2 separate regions of the Homo sapiens genome follow, and region 2 is linked to region 1. The links are chromatin loops, found by intact Hi-C in ENCODE. Cell type or tissue: natural killer cell. All regions are shown on one strand. Each heading gives the region's core, and the rest is flanking DNA. Links, peaks and the distances in the headings are about the cores only. Region 1 overlaps FYN (FYN proto-oncogene, Src family tyrosine kinase). Region 2 overlaps FYN (FYN proto-oncogene, Src family tyrosine kinase).

Region 1 (5,379 bases), core at 183-5,182:
GTGACTCTAGCTTTCCTTTTAACCCAGGCCTTGCATGGGTTGAATACGTGCTAAGTACCTTTACCCATCCTTCCCACCTTCCCAAAGGTGCCTGAAGAGACACAGACAGGCAGTCTAAGGCCATCTGTCTTCTGATGATGCAGGAGAAAAAAAGAGGCAAACACAACCCCCATCCTTGTGCCTACCGTGAGAAGCATAAGGGCTTTGCCAGCCCAGACTGTTAATTCTACTGACACAGCCATTGTCCTTGTTCATTCATTCACGAGTGCTGGATATGGACCCCTGGGTCTGCAGGTATCATTCATTAAAGTCACTAGAGAGGGCCACTTGTGTTGAGCATGTGGGTCTCCACCGTAGTCAGGAGGAGTCTTTGTTTAAGAGGCTACCTGATCCCTTATAAAATTTGAAAGTTAAAACACAGTACTCCCAAATGTTGGCAGATTTTTCTGCCTTGAGTTATTTGGTTTTAATATATATGCATGTCCTTTCTCCCAATACTGCCTTCAGTCCTGTAAGGCCAAGAACAACGTCTGTGTTTCTCTGTAACCTCCTTTGATTCTCCCCTCAGCTCCTGGAACATGGAACATAAAAGCCCTCAGTGAGAACTTGTCAGCTGATGCAAGGAGAGAGTGGGGTGCTGGTCTTCATGTGCCTTGCCTTCCACACAGTGGGGCTGGCTTGGCTTCATTTTTAAATTGTTTTTAAAGAAGGGAATCTGGTCATGGAGTGTTAAATAAGAATAGGCATGACCTTACGGGCACCCACATTTTTGTTTTAAGCCAATCTCTTTTCTTACCTTTCAAAGAAATCTAAGGAAAGAAGGAAAGTTGCCAAATGAGCCTAGCTTTGCATGGTCAGACCTCTGAATGCTAACTCTCCTGAGGAAAGTCCCACTTGGGATGGGGCAGAAAGACAAGCCCCACTCTTCTCTGTGGTCCTTGAATAGTGCCATGACACATTTCTTCCCTTGGAACTACCTACACAGCAAATTGGCAGCTTGGTAAAAAAGGTGGACTCTGGCCGGGTGCAGTAGCTCATGCCTGTAATCCCAGCACTTTGGAAGGCTGAGGTGGGTGGATCACTTGAGCGCAGGAGTTTGAGACCATCCTGGCCAACATGGCGAAACCCCGTCTCTACTAAAAAATACAAAAAATTAGCCAGGCGTGGTGGTGGGCGCCTGTAATCCCAGCTACTCGGGAGGCTGAGGCAGGAGAAGTGCTTAAACCCGGGAGGCGGAGGCTGCAGTGAGCCGAGATCACGCCATTGCACTCCAGCTTGGGCAACAAGAGTGAATCTCCATCTCAAAAGAAAAAAAAAAAAGTGGGCTCCCTGTCATTTCTGTAGGTCATAGCAGGCACTCTGAAGTGCAGAGAGACCAGAATGAAAAGGCAGACTGCAGGGAACTACTATTAGTTATCAACTGCTGTATAACAAATTGCCACAAAACTTAGCAGCTTAAAACAAAACACATTTAATTTCTTTTTTTTTTCAATTTCAGATGTTTTTTATTCAGAGGTTCTTAAAAGAAATAAAACAGAAAAGCTAACAGTCTGATCAAACATACAGCTCAAAAATGTCTTTTGACGTTTAACAACAAGTCCTAGGAAAGAAAACTACAGAGTTATCTTGAATGGGGTAAATAAGTTACCACTGGCAAGTCTGTGGCACTAGTAAAACAAAAATAAAAAATTAAATCTCGGCCAGGCGCAGTGGCTTACACCTGTAATCCCAGCACTTTGGGAGGCTGAGGCAGGCAGATCACGATGTCAGGAGTTCAAGACCAGCCTGCCCAACATGGTGAAACCCCGTCTCTACTAAAAATACAAAAAATTAGCTGGGCATGGTGGCAGGCACCTGTAATCTCAGCTACTCGGGAGGCTGAGGCAGGAGAATCACTTGAACCCGGGAGGCGGAGGTTGCAGTGAGCTGAGATTATGCCACTGCACTCCAGCCTGGGCGACAAGAGTGAAACTCCATCTCAAAAAAAAAAAAAAAAAATTAACTCTCTTGATCATATAGATATCTCTATATCTCTTTTTTTCAATCGGGTACAAAAGATCTTTCTTCATAATTTTTTTTATAATTTAATGGCTATCTACTATATGATGTTTAACTAATTTTTTTTTTAATATACAGAGGTTATGTTTCCCAAATCTTACCCAGACGAGTATGGCACTTAGTTAGACATTTCTGGCAACAGATTTCCCCTCCCCTCTAACCAAACTATCAAATTTCTGCCTTAACTAATGCAGAAGTATCAACTAGTGGGAGACCCAGGTTTATAACTGTACTAGGTACACAGAGGGTGCTGCGTTCAGCCTGGGCTTTCACAAAGCAGTAATATTCCAGGGAGCATAGAACCAGTGATACCGTGACTTTTAAAAAATAAAACAAAAACAAATTTATCTTATGACTATGTAATTTTCACTAGAATCTACACTTCTCAGAGCAGCCAGGACTTTGGAAACTATGAAATGTCACTGACATTTATCATCAAATACAAGCATAAAATGTAAGAACTAAAAAATACTCAAAAGAAATAACTGCTTAGCCCTAGCTTCTGAGCTAGGAGGATTTGGGCTGTGGAAACAGGGAGGGCCAGCAACCTGTCCCAGCACAAAAGAAAATAGACTCTGAGGTAGATAACTGATCATACACAGCTGACCAGACAAGTACACAGTTTTGGAAGGCAACTTAATTTACCATTGCTTTTAAGACATATGCAATTGCCTTAATAAAAGAGCTTTAATAACAGTGTATTATCTTATATGTACTAAAATAGAAATAACTGTGTATTTATGAATCAGGAATTTCATAGTTTCAAAACTGGTTTTCTTTACACTTGAACACTTGTAGTGATGACATAAAGTGTGGCACCGCTTGGATCCAAATCTTCCTTCATGCTTTTTTGTTTATGTGTGTCCATACATCAATTAAAATTATAAAACCTAAATTTACAGTTTCTGTGGGTCAGGAATCTGCGAATGGTCAGTTCGGTCCTTCAGAATCTCTCACAGGCTGTAATCAAGGTACGTTGGCTGGGCTATAGTCATCTCACAGTTTAGCTGAGAATGATCTGCTTCCAAACTCATGTAGTGCTGGCAGGATTCGGTGCCTCGCTGGCTGTTGGCCAGAGGCCACCCTCAGTTCTTGGTCACATGGGCCTCACCAGCATGGCGCCTTGCTTCATCAAAGTACACAAGCTGAAGTGGCAATAGAGAGAGTCTGCTAGAAAGACGGAAGTCACCATCTTTTGAAGCCTAGTCACTTAAGGGACTGCACATTCTGTTGAGTAGAAGCAAGTCGTTAGATCCAGCCCACACTCAAGGGGAGGGGCTTGCACGAGACTGAATACTAGGAGGCAGGAGTCACTGGGGACTATGCTAGAATTATGCCTGTTGGGTTGGGCACAGTAGGTCACACCTATAATCCCAGCACTTTGGGAGGCCAAGCCAGGGGGATCACTTGCACCCAGGAATTCGAGACCAGCCTGGGCAACATAGTGAGACCCCCGTCTCTATTTGAAAAAAAAAAAAGAATTATGCCTAATTATATGGAGGAAATCCTAGGCCAAATGACACTGGATATTCTCTGCTGCTGCTAGCAAACTTCTGTAAACCAGGAAGGGCCTCTCTAGAGAGCCAGATGAGAGGACATAGGGTGGGTGTGAGGAAGAGTGAGTGCTACAAGACAGTGTGAGGAGAGGTGAGTTCAAGGTAGGGGGAGGACAAGGGAGAGGGTTCCATTTTCAGCAGTGGGGCGAGCAGCACAAAACTGCAAAATGAACTGCAGATGCCAAGGGCAGTACATCCTCTAATTGGGGTGAATATTACAGAAACGGTCTTCTCTAAATTTCCCCAAGCTGCAGGAGGCATTTCCTATTACGTTCTATGTTACTGTTTTACCAGGAGAAAGGGTGGTGCATTTTACCCAGAAACTAACATAGGCTCCAAGTGGAGGAGAAGATACGACCAGCAAAGGATGTCAGTAACTGCTGCAGAGCCCTGCAAACCTGAACCCTGACGCTGACGCTGCCCTTTTGTTTGGGATGCAATTTTAATATTTCCCTGCTCCTCAGCCCTCATTAAAAGCTATTACAGAAAGAAGCCCTTCAGGTCTAGGTTTCTTTCAGATACAGTAAGGCTTCCCCTACAAAGACCAAGGCATAAACACAGCCCTGTGACTGTGGTTTTGACACGTTAATTACAACACTTCATCATGTTATTAGTGCTGGCTAGATGTAGATTGTGAGAATGAGATTTTAGTGAAGATTTAATTTCTTGGAATTAATTTCCCCTTGTGTAATAATCTCCCTTCTTGTGAATTTCGTTTCGGCAGGAGTGACACTCTTTGTGGCCCTTTATGACTATGAAGCACGGACAGAAGATGACCTGAGTTTTCACAAAGGAGAAAAATTTCAAATATTGAACAGCTCGTAAGTTTGGAGAGGGAGGAGAAGCATGTATACCTTTCAGGTTGGGAAGGGGTCTTGCATTTCTGGTCTGCATCTCTTCAGATGTCTGAAATGCTAAAAGAACATTTGCTAAATTCACTGGTTTACAACAATATACTTTGAGAAAAAGAAGAGTCAGTGACACAGTGCAGTATTTTATGGCACTGTGTGTCCAAGGAGATTTTTGGAGAGTACCAAAAATACTAGCACAGTCCATGTTTATTGGTTTTGGTTTAGGTTTAAAGGTTGTAAAATCACCAGCATCGCTCTCCACAGCCCTGAGTGTTTCTACAAACCTACAGTTTCAAGTGATTGGCACAAGCCTTGGCTACCCACGTTTCGTGCTCTCTGCCTTGAGATTTTCTTCACATTTCAGATGTTACACTAGCTAAGCCCTCACTTGAGGCTTGCAACAAGTTCTTTATTTTATAAACTGCTAAACATTTCTTTGGTGAAGCCTGTGGAGGCGTTTCCCTATAACAAAAATTTGGGAGTGACTGGAATCTTTTGGAGCTAGAAGAAGTGATTTTACCCACTCTTGAATGAATATGCTGCATGGTTGTTTAATGTTGGCCAGGAGGAACAACAGTTAAACAAGCAGTGGGGAGATTTCAAGAGTGAGGATCACTCACTTTTCAAATCCTACATTCAGTACCTCCATAAGAAGAGTAAACACGGGTCAGATTTTCTTAGGGTTTATAAATACTGCCTCTATTAGATTGAGGCAGTGTATGTGGATGAGGCCCTTCAGAAAAAAATCTAGGTTCTGAAGAAAGTGTGGGGGGGTGGGGTTCCACATCAGCAAGCCAGGCATCTCCAGCGTCCCTATGAGTGCTCCCGGTGGTTGGGAAAGAATGCCACCCAGGGGCTGAGGGGCACACCAGGAAGTTCTTCTATGCCACCAAGTCTGGTTGCTTCTCCTCTGC
Region 2 (5,379 bases), core at 264-5,263, 58 kb before region 1:
ATCCCTTCTATTACCCCTAACTCCAAGCGAAAAATGACCTAAATGAATTCAGACAGACAGATGGGCCTCTGACGGCTTATACAGAATGACGGTCAACTAAAGATAAAAACAAGACTCACACAACATGATCCCAGCATTTACACAAAGAGATTGTCTCGTATTTTAAATTTTAACCCCAGCTTCTTCAGATGTGTTAGTCATTTGATGACCTCTAAGATTAAACGGTATTTCAGTCTGGGCTAGTCTTTCTTTTTGAATCAAGGCGGTTCTGGTGTGATGAAAATGTGCTTAGGGAGGAGAGAGATCTCATTACAGATGATTGAGATTGAGTATTTTGGTACACAGAGCTGTTTATTTGCATCAGTTTGCTAGTGACACCACAATCTGGTTTACATGTGAGTCGCTGAGAGCTTTTGTAGCCTAATATGGCTACATTTGCTGAAGCAGGGAGATTAAAGCAACATATGTCAATTTATGATATAGGACAACCCACTGCAAAAGACTTTACCTAATTATAGGGCCTATTTTGGGAGGGTAATGGTGCTTTTTGTGAAGTATATTTTGGGATGCACTCACCCGGCTTCTAGGCCAGTAATATCTTCCCAGAAAGGGTGTGGTGTGTGCTTGTGGACATAAATATTTTCTTACCAAAAGCTGTGGTGTAATATTCTCTCAACTTTACTACCCTTCATTTTTCTTTTTCTGATAGTCTTTTCTTTTGCAAGAATGCTATGAAAATGTATTCTGGAAAGCCAGAGAAATGGAAGATAAAAGATCTCATTTCAGATGGCCAAGTCCAGAGATAACAGAGATTTTATCAGTCTACTGTTTTTAAGATGAATGGGATTTGGAGGCATTCAGCAACACTGACTAATAAACAGAGTTGAGGGAGGTGATAAAAACACCGTGTTGGCACTAGATATTTTTATGTAAGTATCTGTGGGAAAACTATCCATTTGCAACCCCTTGTGTCCCAGCCAGCACTGCCCCTGCTCCACTCCAACCCCTGGGTGATCCTCAGGGGCCATTTCCATGCCTTTGCTGTTGGCTTGTGACCCAGGGTAGGTATCTGCTTTTACTTTTGTTCTTTAAGACTGTGCCTTTCACCCACTCTACCTATTAACTTCTCTGTTAATACCTGAGACTTTTGGCCTTCAAGGAGAGGTCAGAACTTGCTGTCTGGTCTGCAAAATAAAATTAGCTTCTTATTTACACAATGTGTGTACAGGGGGAGGAGAAGCTGAGATGAAGAGTGAAAATGGACAATTTTGTAACCCAAAATCCAACCAGACCTAGGGGCTGGAGAAATGCTTTTACCTAAATTCTGAGTCATGAAGGCCATAACATGAGAGCAAGAATATCCCATGGGGAGAGTTAAAGGCGGAGAATCCCACCAGAGAGCCCTCTGGAGAGGTGTCCCTGAGACTCCCTGAGCAGCCTGTGGGCCCCTTCCTCAGAACTGGCCTAAGAGCTCATTAAACGCACAGATCCTGGCCTACCCCAGACTGGTAGAATCAGACAGAATCCCTGTGGTGGGTGTGTGACTTTATTCTTAACAGCCTCTCCAGGCGGTGCTTATGCACACGAAATTGTGAGAATCCCTGTTCCAGTCTCCATTCTCAGCTTTTCTTCAGGGCTTACAGTTCCATTTGAGGTTGTATGCAGCAGTCTGGCCCCGCCTTTAAGACTGATTCCCTTCCATAAGCGTCACTTACATATTTAAAGAACAGATCCCTAAAGCACATCATTTTGAAAATCAGCCCTGTGCATAGGAGGGTAGGGTGTCAACTTCTGTGTTACTGTGTAACCTTGGTTCTTAAAGTAATTTCCACAGTCATTGTATCACTTGCTCACTAAGAAAAGTATCATTTTCGTTCCAGGTTAGTTCTGGCAACATTCTAAACCAGATTCCTTGAAGTTGCTTTGCGGGAGGCCATCCTGCTCCTCTGCTACAATCACCCAAGTATTTGCCATCTGCTTTCACTCTAAAATTCACACTATGCTGTAGTTTTTATCTGTAGCAACACTTATAAACCAAAATTTCCCACTTATTAAGGGGAACATTTTCAGAACAAGTAGCTGTCACATATTCTAGTGCATGACTAGAGAGATAAGACTGTAATAGTTCCCACCTGGGATCCAGGTGGTTGGTCCCACCCCACAGCCTTTCCTCTGATGGCAGGCTGCTTGTGCAGATGCATATTAGGGTATCGTAGGCATAGCTCATTTAAGTTTGTAAACAGCTAGCTGGGTGCAGTGGCGCATACCTGTAATCCCAGCACTTTGGGAGGCTAAGGCAGGTGGGTCACTTGAGGTCAGGAGTTCGAGTCCAGCCTGGCCAACATGGCGAAACCCCATCTCTACTAAAAATGCAAAAGTTAGCCGGATGTGGTGGCACACGCCTATAATTCCAGCTACTCAGGAGGCTGAGGCAGGAGAGTCACTTGAACCTGGGAGGTGGAGGTTGCAGTGAGGCGAGATCACGTCACTGCACTCCAGCCTGGGTGACAGAGTGAGACTGCATCTCAAAAATTAAGGGGACTCCATCCCCTTAATAAGTAGGGGGGGAAAAAGCTGCAGCACATTTGATCTTCCCAAACCACTTCCTAGGCAGTGCAATGTTATCACCAGTTGGAGGCTCAGATAATTTAGCTGATGTCTAAGGCAGGAGGCATTTGGGAGTGTGTGGGGGGGATGGGGAGGGGTTTGTTGTTGTCCTCACAAAGACTGGGAGGTGCCATTGGCACATGATGCAAGAGAAAGTGGGGCAGGGATGGTAAATGTCCTGCAGTGCCTTGAACAGTCCTGCCCAGTGAAGAGCTGTCCCTAACACAGTGTTCATAGCACCCCTATGGAGAAACACTGCTCTGAGGTTGTACTAGAATGCAGTAGAGCCAGGTGCACACCCGCACTATCTGAATCCAGATCCTTTATAGCCCTCTCTGTGTTAAAGGCATCACAGAATTAATTTCCACTTCATTGGGAGCTCTCAGTCCCTGAAAGTTGAATCCAGAGTGGCTATTCTGCAGGTCATGCGATTGCTGCCCCAGGCATCAGAACTCAGGCATGGCCCACTCCATATGGAAACAGGCTCTCTAAAACCCCAGTGGCCTGGCTAGCCAGCATGTTATATTGTACCTGTCCTATCTCTATCAGTGTCCAGTGCAGGTGTGAGAGAGAGTACTGTCTTTGGAAAAGATGAGAGCCCAGTAGGATGCTCGGCCCACAGCCTCGCATCCACCTGACTTAAAAACCATCGTGATAGCAAATTGGGTGTTGATTTCAGAAGTTTTTGATTTGTTATCTTAAACGTCATACCTATCTGGTGAACCCTTACAGGAGCTGTTGGAGTTTTGTTTAAAGTTTAGTTTTGATGTCAGCCAGTAAGGGAGCTGAGACAGTGGCTACATCAGTTTGATGAGCACACAATGAAATTTATTAAATTGGTAAAAATAAAACCATATTGAATGAAAAGGAACCCAGGGCAACTGACCTGAATATAGATGTTGAAGGGATTCTAAAAGAGGGAGAGAAGGAGTAGTGATATTATCTCATCTTTTTTTCCTTTCCTGTTTTGTATTTCTCCCTCTCCCTCTCCTTTTCCCTCTTCCCCTCTCCCTCCCCCTCCCCCTCTCCTTTCCCCCTCTCTCCCTCCCCCTCTCTCCCTTTCCCTTTCCCTCCCCCTCCCCCTCTCCCTCTCCCTCCTCTGCGTCTCCCTCTCCCTCTCCCTCTCCCCCTCTCTCTCACCCGCTCTCCCTCCCCCGCTCTCCCTCTCCCTCTCCCTCTCGTTTTCCCTTTCCCACTCTCTCCCTCTCCCTCTCTCCCTTTCCCTCTCCCTCTCCCGCTCACTCTACCCCCTCCCTCCCTCCCTCCCCCTCCCCCCCTCCTCCTCTGCCTCTCCCTCTCCCTTTCCCTCTCCCTCTCCCTTTCCCTCTCCCTCCCCCTCCCCTCTTTCCCTCCCTCCCTCTCTTTCTCTCCCAGTTTCTTTCCCAACTTTTTATTTTGGAAAATTTCAAACTTGCTGGTTGGGAGAATTATAAAACAAATTTCAAACTTGCTGGTTGGGAGAATTGTAAAACAAACACTTTATGTCCTCTGCCTAAATTCACCATTTGTTCTACATTTGCAGCATTTGCTTTATTCCCTCTTCTAATTATATATATAAATTATACATATTATATAAAATTTTGCTGAACCATTTAAAAGTACCAAACATCTTGACACTTTACCTCTAAATATTTCACCACCCGTCCCCTAAGAATAAGGACATTCTTTTATATAACCATACTATAGTACTATTTCCACATCTTAAAAATTTAATAATAATTTTATATTATCTAATATTCAATTCATATTCAAATTTCAACAATACAGTCCCAAATAATATTTTATAACTTACCTCCCCGCCCCCACCCCAAAATCTGTAACTGATCAAATACACTTGATGAATTTGGTTGATAACTTTTCCTTCATTCATTATATAACTTTAAACAATGACTTTTTGAAAAGTTCAAGTTCGCTGTGCTATACAGTGCCTTACACTCTGGGCTTGTCTGCTTCTTCACAGCATTGTTTAGCATGCTCTTCTCTTCCTAAAATTGGTTAGATCTAGAGGCTTGTTATTAAGTGGAGGTTAAACATCTTTTGCCAAGAATACTTTATAAATGATGTCATGCACCTGATATTATATCACATCAGGGAGCAGAAGAAGTCACCTTGTTCCACCATCCTCAGTGCTAGGTTTCATCTCTTGGGTAAGATGGTAACCAGACCTAACCAATGTCAAGGTGCACCTTGAGTTAATAAATCATCTGTAGTCTGATACATGGGTCATTTGTGAACATCCTGCTCCAGCCTTCCTTTCATCCAGTGGCTTGAGTAACCATGGATAATCCTCACCTGATTCAGTTATTACTTTGGAATATTGTCTGATATTTTTTACTCTTTCCTTTCTCTTCCTGAATTATTCGTAGTGTATGACCTGGGCCTTCATATTTTTGCAGTGATGGTTTTCTAGCCATTTCCTTGATGGTCACCTGGATTTTGCTGTGATTAGGCTAAACATTTTTTTTTCTTGCCCTTGGGTTAAGAAGGAATAACTTTAGCAAAGCATTTACTACATGCTAGGTACCACACAGGCTCCTCATGTGTAGAACATTTTTCACTTTCTTCCCACATTACAGCTTAGACTAGTGAAGTGACTTGCCCAAGGTCACCCAGACTCTATGGGAGAGTAAGATCAAGCCATATCTGTCAGGTTTAGAGCTAGGATTTTTCAACAATTCCATGTTCCCTCTCATCCCTTCTGGCCATGCCCCCCATCCCTGCCCCCACTACTACAGTTCTTGCCTCAGGCCACAAGTGCCTGCCTGACTGAGT

Evidence for each region. Peaks named below come from ENCODE experiments on the same cell type or tissue, not always from the same donor. Only the 100,000 strongest peaks of a DNase experiment are listed, where the experiment ranks them.
Region 2: it touches region 1 in a loop (2.8-fold over the local background); 19 of 110 quality-filtered maps call a loop at or near these places.

The regions. Positions count from the first base shown.
Region 1 is chr6:111,713,403-111,718,781 of GRCh38, reverse strand. It overlaps FYN (FYN proto-oncogene, Src family tyrosine kinase), which reads left to right. Exons shown (of 14, transcript NM_002037.5): 5 at 4,339-4,435. Among named protein-coding and RNA genes, the nearest start is that of TRAF3IP2, 110 kb to the right of the region's middle. In natural killer cell, for the core only: no CTCF peak of the experiment used is centred there; DNase peaks (open chromatin) are centred at 3,181 and 4,171; H3K27ac peaks cover 2,839 bases.
Region 2 is chr6:111,771,885-111,777,263 of GRCh38, reverse strand. The region is part of intron 3 of FYN (FYN proto-oncogene, Src family tyrosine kinase); the gene reads left to right. Among named protein-coding and RNA genes, the nearest start is that of FYN, 99 kb to the left of the region's middle. RefSeq lists a silencer at 322-381. In natural killer cell, for the core only: no CTCF peak of the experiment used is centred there; a DNase peak (open chromatin) is centred at 3,299; H3K27ac peaks cover 3,690 bases.